Linked DNA regions of Homo sapiens: region 2 is linked to region 1. A link is a contact called in ENCODE Hi-C data. All regions are on one chromosome and are shown on one strand. The core of a region is the stretch at or near the end of the contact, and the rest is flanking DNA. Distances in the headings are between cores, read along the strand shown. Region 1 has its middle 74 kb from the start of SHH. Region 2 holds the start of RNF32 (ring finger protein 32).

The links. Hi-C counts contacts between places; a loop is a spot of excess contacts on that map.
Region 2: a loop to region 1 is called in a map of endothelial cell of umbilical vein, with 2.6 times the contacts of the local background. The contact joins the promoter of RNF32 here to the enhancer-like site in region 1. A Hi-C loop is called at or near these places in 1 of 168 maps with a recorded cell type or tissue (endothelial cell of umbilical vein).

The regions. Positions count from the first base shown.
Region 1 is chr7:155,883,399-155,889,566 of GRCh38, forward strand. No RefSeq gene overlaps it. Among named protein-coding and RNA genes, the nearest start is that of SHH, 74 kb to the left of the region's middle. RefSeq lists an enhancer at 2,525-3,724. Within about 2 kb of position 2,298, at least 7 of the 41 ENCODE cell types and tissues checked have a DNase peak (open chromatin) inside an H3K27ac peak, as active enhancers do; they include endothelial cell of umbilical vein, where a contact is called at or near this core.
Region 2 is chr7:156,636,410-156,642,961 of GRCh38, forward strand. It overlaps RNF32 (ring finger protein 32), which reads left to right and starts at 4,365. Exons shown (of 9, transcript NM_030936.4): 1 at 4,365-4,402. It overlaps RNF32-DT (RNF32 divergent transcript), which reads right to left and starts at 4,126. Exons shown (of 4, transcript NR_026865.2): 1 at 2,539-4,126. RefSeq lists an enhancer at 3,796-4,387 and a silencer at 3,956-4,265.

The DNA.
Region 1 (6,168 bases), core at 1,048-3,547:
TGTACCAATTTTCCCTCTGCTATGGTCTGCATGATTGTTTAACAATACCTGGTGCCCCTCCTGTGAAAGGATTACACATTTCCACCTTGCTGGACCTGAGAGTGGCTGTGTGACTTGCCTGAGTCAATGAAATATGTGTGGCAGTGGCCTGTGTCACTTTGGGGCAGAAGCTCCAAGAGCCAGCACATCACACTCTTTTCCTCGCCCCCGTGATCCTGAAAGCATGCGCAGAGATGGGCAGGCTCCCACCCTGGGTCCCTGAGCAGAGCTCCTGTCTGCCATGGTGGCCAGGCAGAGTAAGCAGGGACAGAAGTGGCTGCTGGACCAGTCCCGTCCCGACCCACCCGCATGCCTAGGCCAGGGCTCGGGTGATCCCTCGCTGCTACTTCCCACGTGGTTTCCAGGCTCCTGTATGGCCTCTGCAGCTCCTCTTCCTGTTCTTGGTATGAGCTGCCCCCAAGACAGTGGGCTGGGGTGTCCTGTTGGTGTCTCTCCTTCCTTCTTGCTTCCTTTCCTGTTTGTCTTTCACTTTCCTGCCCTGTGATTGCATCAGGCCCTGGACTCCTAATGGTGGTGCCCCGTGCTGTATTCCAGGTGATGCCATGGGTGGCCCGTCCGTCCAAGGAATGACCGGTGTGATCTGAGACATAGGCTGGAGGGTGCAAGGGACGCGCTTTCAAGAAAGGGAGTCAAAGAGCCTTCTGCTGGGCCTGGAGGAGGACAGCCCCTCAGTCCCTGTGGGGCTCACTTGACTTCATGAGGTGCCCCATTCATTTCTGTTCCTGCTGGAAATCCTATCTGATTAGGAAAACGTCTAAAGAATTGGATGTCAACAGCAGGTTCTTAGAGGCTGGGTAGCCCTGAAGGTGCTGTGAGGGAGAGGGATTTGCCGGGGGTGGGTGGGTTTGGTTTGAGTGGTCTGGGAAGCTTACTCAGGGGGTTTTGTATTTGTTAAGGAAGACTGCTTTCCAGCCCCCCAGCCCCGCGCTGTGCTCGTCTGCTGCTGGAGCAGAGGCCTGGCCATCCACTCTGGGCGTCCGGAGGCAGAGCTGACATTCAGCAGGGCAGCAAGTGGCTGACAGCAAGGACGGATGGGGAAATGTCAGCTTGCTCAGCACACGGGGCTCTCGGCTACCTACAGGGTAGCTCCTGGTTCTGCCCTTGCTGTGATGTTGGTTTGCGGGAGAGTGTGGGGGACAGCCCTTCCTAGGCACCTGTGCCTGCACCCATTCACCACCTTCTCAGCCCTCGTGGGTGAACAGGTACCAGAGACACTTTCAACAAGGAACAAATAAAACTCTGTCTCTATCAAGAGGGGCTGTCCTAAGGCCTGGCCCCTTCAGGCCGGTTCCCCGGAGCCGGGAGCCCAGTAGCAAAGAGCACACTTGCTGGGAGAGGGTTTCTAAATGGGGTTGTGCCCTTTATGCACAGGCGTGAAGACCCCTGATGTAGTGGCACTGTATGGCACAGGAGGTGAGATGCAGAGGTCACACCACACAGCTAGAGCAACGGGAGACTGAGTTGAGCCCCAGAGGGGGGCCGTGGGTCAGGAAGGGGCAGGCCCCTCGTAGGGCCCCTGGAGCCCGTCACAGAGGCTGGTGGCATTCTCTTGGGTTGACTTCAGCTCTGGACTGCTTGAGGCTTCAGAGGCCACACAGCTGTTGGGCACCTGCTCTGCCTGTGTTCGCCCTTGGTTCCTGCGAATGCCTTGTTGCTGGGTGTGCCTGCGGTGGCAGAAGTGTCGCGGGGATTGCAGTGATGGGGAGACGCTGTGGACTTTCAGGTGCCTCAAAGCTTGTGCAAGGAGGGGGTGTCCCAGGAAGAATGCAGATGGAGGCAGCAGCCATCCTTGTGCTTAAAGTTGGTACAAACCAGAGGGGCCAGGCAGGCCTAGGGACACCTGGCAGGGCCAGGCCGGTGCCACAAGCTCTGGCCAGAGCCTGAGGAGCTGGGCCTTACACGGAGCCTGTGGATGCTGCCTGGAGTCCTGGAAAGCCGTAGGGTGAGGTCGCTCCTTGGCCTCAAATATTTTCCAGCCTAGTCTAGCAGTTCATCCTGTGGCTGAGTCTTCTCAGCGTGGGCCTCTGTGCCCCCTCCTCCGTCCTGGGTGCCCTGTGAGCACGCTGCTTCCTGGAAGACCCATGAATGCTCCTGCACTTCCTGCGGCCCCCAGCCCACACCCAGGAGCTGCCTTTCTTCCCCGAGTGTTTGCTCCCAGCTCTGCCCTGGGTTTGGTAGCTGCTCCATAGAACTGCTTTGTTCTGCGTGGAGCCCGTGTACCGCCCCACCATTGTGGACAAGTCACAAAAGCACAGCCCTGAGTCACCACTGCCTGGCCGGGCCTCCTGCCCTTCCCTTCCCAGGGCTGTGAGCTCATCCCGCCTCCCGTTTCCTCTCGGCACACGCTGGGCTATTCGATGATTAGACTTGTGTTTCTCTTTTGATTCTCTTCTTTTCTCTTCCCTCCTCCTCCCCCATCCTTTTCCTTCTTCCTTTGGCGTTGGTGGGGGCGGGAGGGATGAGGTGTTAGGGAAGTGAGCAAGGCACCCTGAAAACAGCCCCCCGATTCTACACAGTCAGAGTGGGGCCTGTGAGTGCACGCCGGGCAGAAGGGACAGACGTCCTGGGAAGCAGGCTTGGGGGTTTCAGTTCTGGGAAGGAGGTTGGATTGAGTGGCCTTGAAGCTTCCTTCCCTTCCTCAGACACTGAGGGTCCTGGGGAGTTGTGTGGCTTTGCTCATTCCATGGTGAAGATGCTCTGAGGGAGGTGAGTAGCAGAAATCCATGAGTCCCCGTTCATTCATTCACTCATTCATTCACTCATTCATTCACTCTGTCGATATTTATCAGACCCTGTGCTGGACACGGGATGTAGAGTGGGCAACACTGCCCTGTGTCACGGAGGGTGCAGCCTGGTGAGGGAAGCGCATCCCCGTAGGTGACAAACATGGGTAAGCGTGTGCAGACGTGGAGAGGGCGTGGGGTGAGGGAAGTGCATCCCTGTGGGTGAGAAACATGGGTAAGCGTGTGCAGACGTGGAGAGGGCGTGGGGTGAGGGACGCCCACCCCTGTGGGTGAGAAAATGGGCAAGCATGCGCAGACGTGGAGAGGGTGTGGGGGAGCAGAATGTGGTTTTACGGGTGCGATCACAGGGAGGACAGACTGGAATGGAAGGCTTAGCCCGGAGGTGGTCCTGTTCACCTGAGCGAGAGGGCGTCTGCTGGCTCCTTTCCCTGACAAGGCCAACTCGGAGGGCAAGCTGGGAGCCTGGGGTGGGGCTGGCGGGGTGAAGGGGCTCAGAGGGACGCCTGCGTTCTTCATGATCTTCCCATCCAAGACTTGCTGCACGTCGGCTTCTTCCAGGCTCCACATCACGGGCAGACCCATGCAGCTCCGCTGAGGGCGTGCGCCTGGTATGGGTGCCCTGCCGCCACGTACAGCTGAGGGAGGCCGTGGGAGCCTCCCTGGACTCATCTCTGCCTCTGTTTCTTCCCCGTGAGACATGGGAGCTGAGACCTGCCGACTGGCTGTGCTCCTGCAGGGATTGGAAAGGGCTTAACCCAGATTGGCAGAGAGCGCTGAGTGTGACTCCAGCACCCCGGGCGTCCTGATTTTGCGAAGCACTTTGGAGCTGCCAGACCCGCTCAGGGACTGCACAATCGCTCATGCAGCTCGCACAGTCAAGCACGTGGTCCTCGTCCCTGGCCTGGTGTCTCCTCCAGGGACTGCAGTTCCCAGGCCCAGGAAGCCACTCGGTTTCTGCCTGAGAGCGTTCTTTTGACCTCTTCTCTCTGGGTCTCTTCTCCCTCAAGGGCGACCCAGATGGTTCACCCCTGGTCTTCCCCTGTCCTGCCATGGCTGCACTGTGGGCTGGGGGTGGAAGGAATTCCGACTGTGCAGGAGAGAGCTGCGTGGCCAGGTCGGACAGGAGGCGTGCCGAGCCAGGGCTGGAGCTTCTGCACTTGGCTGTGGCTCCCCCGGTGTGGAGGGGTGTCGGCCTGGGCCCCTGGTCTTGAGGGGGCCGGGCAGAGGCGGCAGTGGTGGGGTGTGAGGACTGGGGGCCAGGCCAACCTACCAACCGCCCTTCCAGGGCTGGGCTGCTTTGGCCCTTGCTGTTTTATTATTTTTTAATTTAATTTTAAAAATTGAGCTATGATTCACTTATTATAAAATTCACCATTTAGAAGTGTGCAATTCGTATGTTTTAGTATATTTCAGAGTTGTGCAGTCATCATCATTAGTAAGTCCCAAACATTTTTATCACCGTGAAAGAAACCTTGTGTGCAGTAGCTGTCACTCCTCTATCCTCCCTTCCCCAGTCCATGGCGCCCACAAATCCAGTTTCTGTCTCTGAGGGGTCCCTATTCTGAACACTTCATATTTTCAGGTGGGATCATACAACACGACCAGCCTCTTTGACTTAGCATGTTCTCACGGTTCATCCATGTGGTAGCGTGCATCGGGCCTTCATTCCTTCCCACGGTGGAGTAACAGCCCAGTGCGCGAACAGACTCTATTTTATTGATGCACTTATCTGTGGGTGGACGTGTGGGTTGCATCCTTGTTTTGGGGATTGTGAGTAATGCTGCTGTGAACATTCATGTGCAGGTTGTTCGTATGAATGTCAGTTTCATGTCTCCTGGGTGCATTGGTGGGAGTGGAATTGCTGGGTCATAATTAACGTTATGGTTAATTATTTTATTTTATTTTTTGAGACAGAGTTTCGCTCTTGTTGCCCAGGCTGGAGTGCAGTGGCACTATCTCGGCTCACCGCAACCTCTGCCTCCCGGGTTCAAGCAATTCTCCTGCCTCAGCCTCCCGAGTAGTTGGAATTACAGGTATGCACCACCACACCTGGCTAATTTTGTATTTTTAGTAGAGACGGGGTTTCTCCATATTGGTCAGGCTGGTCTCGAACTCCCAACCTCAGATGATCTGCCCGCGTTGGCCTCCCAAAGTGCTGGGATTACAGGCAAGAGCCTGGGAAACTTCACCCTTACTCTATCTCAAACCATGCCAGCCTGGCAGTGTCCAGTGTGTCGGCTGGTGGCCCCATCCACACAATGGCCTCGTCCCCTCCCTTAGGGTCTTCTCTGTCTCCTGTGGGTCCCATCAGTCAATGCCTAGTCACCCTATAAATCTAACTTTCTATACTAACCCCAGCCCCCTAGACCTTAGAAGTACGTGGAGCTTTTGCTTTCTTTGTTTTATAAAACCAGGCCTGCCATTCAGCTAACTTAGTTAAGCTGGAAGTTTAGGAACCTCACTTTGCCAGAGATTACCATGAAGAGCCTAGGTTTTGCTTTTTTCTTTGAGGACAACTTTTTAACTATGTGAAACTGAATTTCCATGTACATAATAAACCCATGTCACATTACTGGTCATTGTTATTTATTGATTGTTGCCCAGCAACTCTGATCTTGTTGCTGTTCTGTTTGGGACCCAGACAATGCAAGTGGTGGAGGGATTTTCCTTGTCAGGTCTTTCAGGCTGAAGTGTGGGCACATTTGATTGTGGTGAGGGGAACGCACAGATGGTGGCATGCTTGCTGCCCCAGGGTGTCATTGCTGAAAGCCCTTGGGTGTGTGGGCTGTACCGGCAAAGGGACTTGATCAGGGGAGTGTCAGTGACAACAGTGACAAGGACAGCTGCCCCTCCTTAGTGCATCACTTGGTGAACAGGAAGGACTTTCACACACGTCTTGCCGAGGGCCCTCTGAACTGGATGGCATCATTGCGACTTTATAAGGGTGAAATGACTTTCCCAACTAGAGTGACCAACTCACCCCAGTTTGCCTGGACTTTCTGAGTTTTAGCAAGGAACGTCTCGCATACTGGGAAGCCTCTCAGTCCCAGCTCACGGGTCACAGACTACTTAGTGATAGGCTGGGCCTTGAACTTCAGACGTTTTCACTGTAGCACCTCCGCCTCTGTACTCGGAACTGTCCACTGAGGGCTGCCTGGGAGTCACTTTTGGTGCTAACCCCTTTTTTTGTTTGTTTGTAATCACACTTTCAACCCTTACCACGTCCCTAGGAGAAGGAAGTCTTGCTATTTCCATTTAATGGGAGAGGACCCGAGGCTTGTAATCGATGGATAGCTCACTCATGCAGCCAGGAGAGGCAAGGTTTGAGCTCAGCCCCGACTCCAAAGCTCTGGCTTGAATGCAC
Region 2 (6,552 bases), core at 3,115-5,614, 760 kb after region 1:
AATTGATAATAAATATACAAGTGTGGGAGGAGGGATAGCATTGGGAGATATACCTCATGCCAGATGACGTGTTAGTGGGTGCAGCGCACCAGCATGGCACATGTATACATATGTAACTAACCTGCACATTGTGCACATGTACCCTAAAACTTAAAGAATAATAATAAAGAAAGAAAAAATAAATAAATAAATAAATATACAAGTGTGAGTAGAAAGTTAAAGGTAATACAGAAGATTAAGAAAAATAAATGGAGAGATGGTTTTGGTGAAGGTTAAAATTGAGAACTAAATTAAAGATGAACCCCATGCCACCAATTTCTGCTCCTTAGGTTTGTTTTAGATGTCAAGGACTGTGTTAAGAGAGACAAGAGTCAAATAGGCACTGAGTAGGCTTTGAGAATATTTTGTACATAACAAAGGAGAAATGTGAGAGCATTAAGATACTAAAATGTGAGAAGGATATTGAACTAAGAACCATTCTGACCCTGCCTAGGCTTTCATTAGTGCAGTGTTTAGAGACTAGGCAGGTGGGCAAATTCAAATATTATGGGTATGATACATTAAGAATCCATAGGCCAGGCACGGTGGTTCACGCCTGTAATCCCAGCACTTTGGGAGGCCGAGGCAGGCGGATCACCTGAGGTCAGAAGTTCAAGACCAGCCTGGCCAACATAGCGAAACCCCGACTCTACTAAAAAATACAAAAATTAGCTAAGCGTGGTGACGGGCACCTGTAATCCCAGCTATTCGGGAGGCTAAGACAGGAGAATTACTTGATCCTGGGAGGCAGAAGTTGCAGTGAGCCGAGATGGCGCCACTGCATTCCAGCCTGGGCAACAGAGACTCTGTCTCAAAATAAATAAATAAATAAATAAATAAATAAATAAATAAATAAATAAATAAAAATACAGGGCCAGCACTAGTATCCAATATCATGATCTCTAGTGTCATCATGAAGAAAACCCCATCTTCCACAAGCTGGACTCCAACTGCCTATTCTAGTATTTGAACACTTTCTGTGAATTGCGCTCTACACAAGCAAAATATAAGATTTTCCCTTCATATCAATGTCTTCCACTTAAATAGTCCGCTATTGCCATCCATCTTGGGCTGCTCTTCCTTGGATAAGCACAGGTATCATCACTCTTTTTGTGATAATGTTTATACAACAGATCTCTTAGAGTACCACCCGCAGCTTTCTTCTTAAGCACAGTGGAGTACAGAAGTGCATCTTAATCAGCCAAGTACACTGGTGCCCTTCTCCTTGTGACTAAGCACCTCAACATCCTTAACATCATGCACCTCTAATTTTCTCTTCCGTCTCCACTATTCCTAGGACATTCAATTAGTGGTTTTGAAATTCTAAAACAATCATGTGGGTGCTTACACAAATGGCACTGAACAGCACCATGGAGAATGTACTCAATAGCAGTTTTCTGAAGATGTAAACATGCTTTGTATACATGCAGTTTCTCAGGCCCATCTCAAAAAAACAAAAAAACTTTTTTAAAACAAAAGGCATAATGTTAAAATACAAATCATTGATAACATGGTTTTGGGGACAAGATAGGTTGACTATATTTTTAATTATCCCTATCCAAGAATGTTGCATTCTGATCATCTAACTCATTTCAACAGAACACACTATCTTGAAGAATGAATGTATTCTTCAAATATCAACTATGTTAGCTTTGTTTTTGTCAAGAATTAGAAAGCAATAAGGTTAAATTTTCAGTCAAGCCTATACTTAACACAAATCGATTGCACATTTCAAAATAGCTAGAATAATTTGAATGTTCCTAGTGTAAATAGAAGATAAATATTTAAGGGGATGGATATCCCAATTACCCTGATTTGATTTTATGAATTTATCGAATTATCACGTTATCCAAAAACATGTTCATCTAATATGTATCAATAAAAAATAAATTTAAAAATAAAAAATTCACAATATTCTTCGTGGCTAACTGAAGAATGACCAATTTATTTTGAATAGAAAACATGCAGACAGAAAAACTATCATGAAAATTTAAACATGTGAACAGAGGGTAGGAATTTTAAAACGGTAATTTTTCTTAGAACTTTAAAGTTCAAGAAAAATACCTTAAAACCAACATAAAGAATAGCAGGCACTGTACTAAGCAGTTCACCCACAGTATCATGTTTTAATCTCACCACAGCCATAAGGCGGTAATAGCATGCATAGATATCATTCCAATTTTTCCTGTTGCAAGTAACAGAAAACCAGACCCCATCTGGCTGAAGCCAGTAAGAGAAAAGACTAACAGGAGGGCCAGCCTCAGGACTCAAATACGTCACCAGGACATGGGTTGCGTCCCAGTCTCAGCTCTGCCAGTTCCTGTAGAACCCTCCTTCCAAGGTTCACAGGGTGGCTACCATAGCTTCAGGCCCTCACCTCATGATAAGACAGCAATACAACTGCCATTTCATGTCTGTTGCTGTTTCTACATTCAGTTAGAATTAAATAAATTTTCCAGTAGCACCCACAAAAATACTGAGTCCACCTGGTTGGCCTACCTAGATATATCGCCAGCCCTGATCAAGTCACTGGTCACGGGCCTGGATTTTCTGGTTCGCTTAGGCTAATCATACGTCCCATCCCAGGACTGAAGAAGTACCAGGGCTGTTGCTGGAGAGTGGCTAATGTCCCCTTTACAAATAAGGAGCTCATGGTTTAGGAAGATGAGCTTGCCAAAAATCACACACTTGTAAAATAAGTCAAAATTTGAACTTAAGTCTACTTATCTGAGCCCAAAGTCTTACAACCATTTATGGCTGTTATCCTAACACCTACGTCGCGGAACGGAAGAGTCCTAAGACTGCAAAGACCCTTCCTTTTCTTCTAGATCCAGTCTAAGTTGGTTGGTAATTTCTTTAGACCCTGCTTTCAGGGAAGTTTAAAAAAAATTACTTGCATTTGTATATTTTCCTTGTATTTTCGGCCAAATTTCTTCTAATTAAAGTACAACATAAGTTGAACCAACACAATAATTGTCATATTAAGAAAAGATAAAACAAACTTTACTCATTTCTGCTTCTGGGCATGGAGTGTGAGGGACCAGACTTAAGTTCTCAAACAACTACAAAATCAGACCAAAAAATACAATGGTTTCCAGGCACCGGACGACAGGCAGTGCAGGGCTGTGATCCTTAAGAGAAGGGAAGCAGCGAGCCAGAGTATCCAGGCCACAACCCAAATGGAGGCCAAGAGAGGAACAGCAGAGGATACAGAGGGAGGGTTCCAGGGGCCAAGACGCAATCCGAGGGGAAGCCCTTCCGGGGAGAGCTGGAGTCCTGGGGTGGCCTTCTCGAGTCTTCCCGAGCAGGTCTGTGCAGCGAGGAAACATCCGAGGCTGGAGTGAGCCACGCGGAGGAGGAAGAACAGCCCGAGCTCACAGGGGCGGGGAAGAGTTCTAGCTCGCGACAGCCCCTGGGAGGAACCCTGCACTATTTGTGGCGTCGAGTAAAGCACCGGAAGGCTCTGCTCAGGAGCGTGAACGACACCGCCCGCTGCAAGCCTGGAAAGGAACGCGTTGCCTCAATTCACTCCGATGTGTCACACACGCGGCTCAGTCACCTAGGGAGCAGGAAAAGGCCAGCGGGCCACGCAGGGCTCACCCGGGCCTGCATCCAAACGCAAACGGCCAGGCCCACGAAGCAGGAAACACAACCCGCAACGAGAAGCAAAGGGATCCACAGAGAAGGGCCAGGAGTCACGGACGACGCCAGGCAGTCGGCGCCTGCGCTTCCGCGAGCCAAGACGCCTGAGCGGCGCGGGGGGATCGGGGGATCCCCCAGAAAACTGCCCTCGACTAACAGCGCAGCGAAGGGGCGGTGCGCTCGAGACCCTGGAACGGGAACGACCACAGCCACCGCAGGGAAACAACCGGGGCCCAGGCCCAGGTGGGCGGGCGGCTGAGGAGCGTGGCTGCGCCCACAAAGCCGCCGGGGGCTGCGGACTACAGCGAAGCCGGCGCGGGGCTCGGCCCTCACTACACGAGGCCTGGGCGCCTGCACGCCCCCGTGCTTCAGCCCGCGGCTCCCGAACACCCCCGCCAGGCGATCCCCAAAAACGCCCGCTGCGCGAGCCTCGACGGGAACGCACCTGCGTCTAGACGCTGACGCCGTGCGCGGGGCGGGGGCCGGCGAGCATGCGCAGTGTGGTGTGGACAGGGCGTGGTTGGCAAGCATGCGCAATGTGGGCCGGGCGGGGCTGGCGAGCATGCGCAGTATGGGGCGGGGCGGGGCAGGGCTGGTGAGCAAGCCCGCGGGGAGCGAGCGCGGAGGCGGGCGTTGCTACGGCAACGGTGGGCGGCCAGGGAGTTGCCTGAGGGAAAAGGGGCAGACGTCCCTGGGTTCCGGTGTTCGCGGAGGAGTCGAGGCACGGAGAGGCTTCGGGGGAGGGACGGAAAGAAGGGTGGCCCGCCAGGCGGGCGGGGTCCATGGATTCGGGGTGAGGGCCGTCCGCGGCCTCGCTTTCGCCTCCTCCGAGCCGGGCCGGCGATGGCCGCAGCTGTGAGGCGAGGTCGGGTCCCGTAGCGGCGCGCAGCCTCCTTGGGGGACTCGGGGTCCTGGTTAGTTTCCACAGCTCCTTCTATCTGAGGGGTACGAATTTACGGCTGCCTAAAGCCTTAGAACAGTGATCCCACGTCGGTAATTTTAGAACCCGGTAGGACCGGCTGCCATCAGGGGCCCCAGGTGCAGGGTGGTGTCAGCTTTGAGAGGAATTGGAGCCTCGTCACCGCGCGCTTCCTGCATGAGTGGAACCTCAGAAAACGGTCAGCGGGGTTCAGAAGGCAGGAGATAACACCAAGACCCTACGTAGGATTGCATCTTTACGTCGTAGGCTTGGTCTCGTGTATTTTTATTGAGCGTGTTTAATTAGCTGAGGTTACTCGCTTTGGCACCCCAGTGATCGTTTTTGCCACCAAGCTCTGCCTCTTGAGCGTTTAATACTGGGATTTACAAAGCAACGGGTTCCTGTTAATCTTAGCTTTCAATACTGGGCAAGGGTTACGTTTCTAACCCTACCAGTGCCGCAGGCTCATTATATATTGAAGGACTCACCTGGTATTTGGTTTTCTCATTTATAAAGTGGAGTTGGAGTAGGTACTTGAAGGGTTTTCAATACCTTTAAATTCTGAATTTTAAACTCTAAAACTTAATGATACCGTAGGACTTTAAGAGAGTATAGGTTTTAAAAGCTCTTACCTTGATATTAATGACAGTGGTCTACTGTGTAGAAACTTGAGATTAAATTGCAGACTGCAGCTATGACCGGACCATTTTTAGTGTGATGCAAACTGTATCTTCTGCAGGTTATAGGCATTTTGGAAGCAGGAACTGAGAAAATTCTGGCAGTGATCTTTCAGTATTTTAAATTCCACCATTTCTCCAAGTTCAGTTGTCTTGATGAGATACAGGGTGGAACTTATTTCAAACATCTCTTGATGCCAGAATTGAACGGGAACAGAAAAGGGCTGTAGTAAGAACCATCATCAAAGCCTCCAGGACTTGAGCAGCGACTGACGTTTTTACTTCTAACCCTGGATATCTCAGAGATTTGGTTCCACTGTGCTTTTCTATCTCTCCACTCACGCCTTAGTGAGTTTGTTCTTTCGGTTGGAGTAATTTAATACAAGTGTTAGTCCTTAGAAATACATTTTGGATTAATTTCTTTCTATTTTTAGAGTTAGGCCCTCAACACAGTAAGTCTTCACTTAACATCATCCATAGGTTCTTAGAAACTGGAGCTTTAAGCCATGCAGTGTACAAGGAAACCAGTTTCACCATAGGTTAATTGATATAAATAAGAGGAAAGTTCCCACAGCACATTCCTGGTCACAAAAACATCGCCAAACTTCTAAATAAAGACCAAAGCACTTCTAATATGAAACACTGAAGTACATATGAGCTCTACATTTAAGAAATATCATTACCCAATTTCTGGTGAATCCATGAGTGACCGGGTTGTGGAGGGGCTGTGTTAAAGATAATGTTGGCCAAGCCAAAGCTCTGAAGCACCTCCCCCTACCATGCAGTTTCAAAACAAACAGGAGCCACTTCTCAGCCCGCTGGGCCTTTCTTACTGCATCGGGTATTGTCCTGCATCTCTGTGTGAATACCGTATGCTTTACGAGTTTTTATTTGACAATAATTTGTATCCTTTCATTTTCCAACCTGCTTATTCCAGTTCAGGGTGGCAGGGGGCTGAGCCCATCCAGGCAGCTCAGGACCAAGGCGGGCAACAGTCCTGGAGAGGACGGCATCCCATGGCAGGGCACACTCACACTCACTCAGACGGGGACGCCCCAGTGAGCCTCACGTGCACAGCTTTGGGATGTGGGAGGAACCCGGGGTACCTGGAGGAAACCCACAGCACATGGGGAGGACGTGCAAACTCCAAACAGACAGTGGCCCCTGCTGGGGATCAATTTTTTTTCTCATCAGCGTTATAGGGAAACAACATTAGAAGAAATATGTTCAAGGGCCTTCTGTGCCAGTTCCTAGATTACTTGAATAACTTTCTAT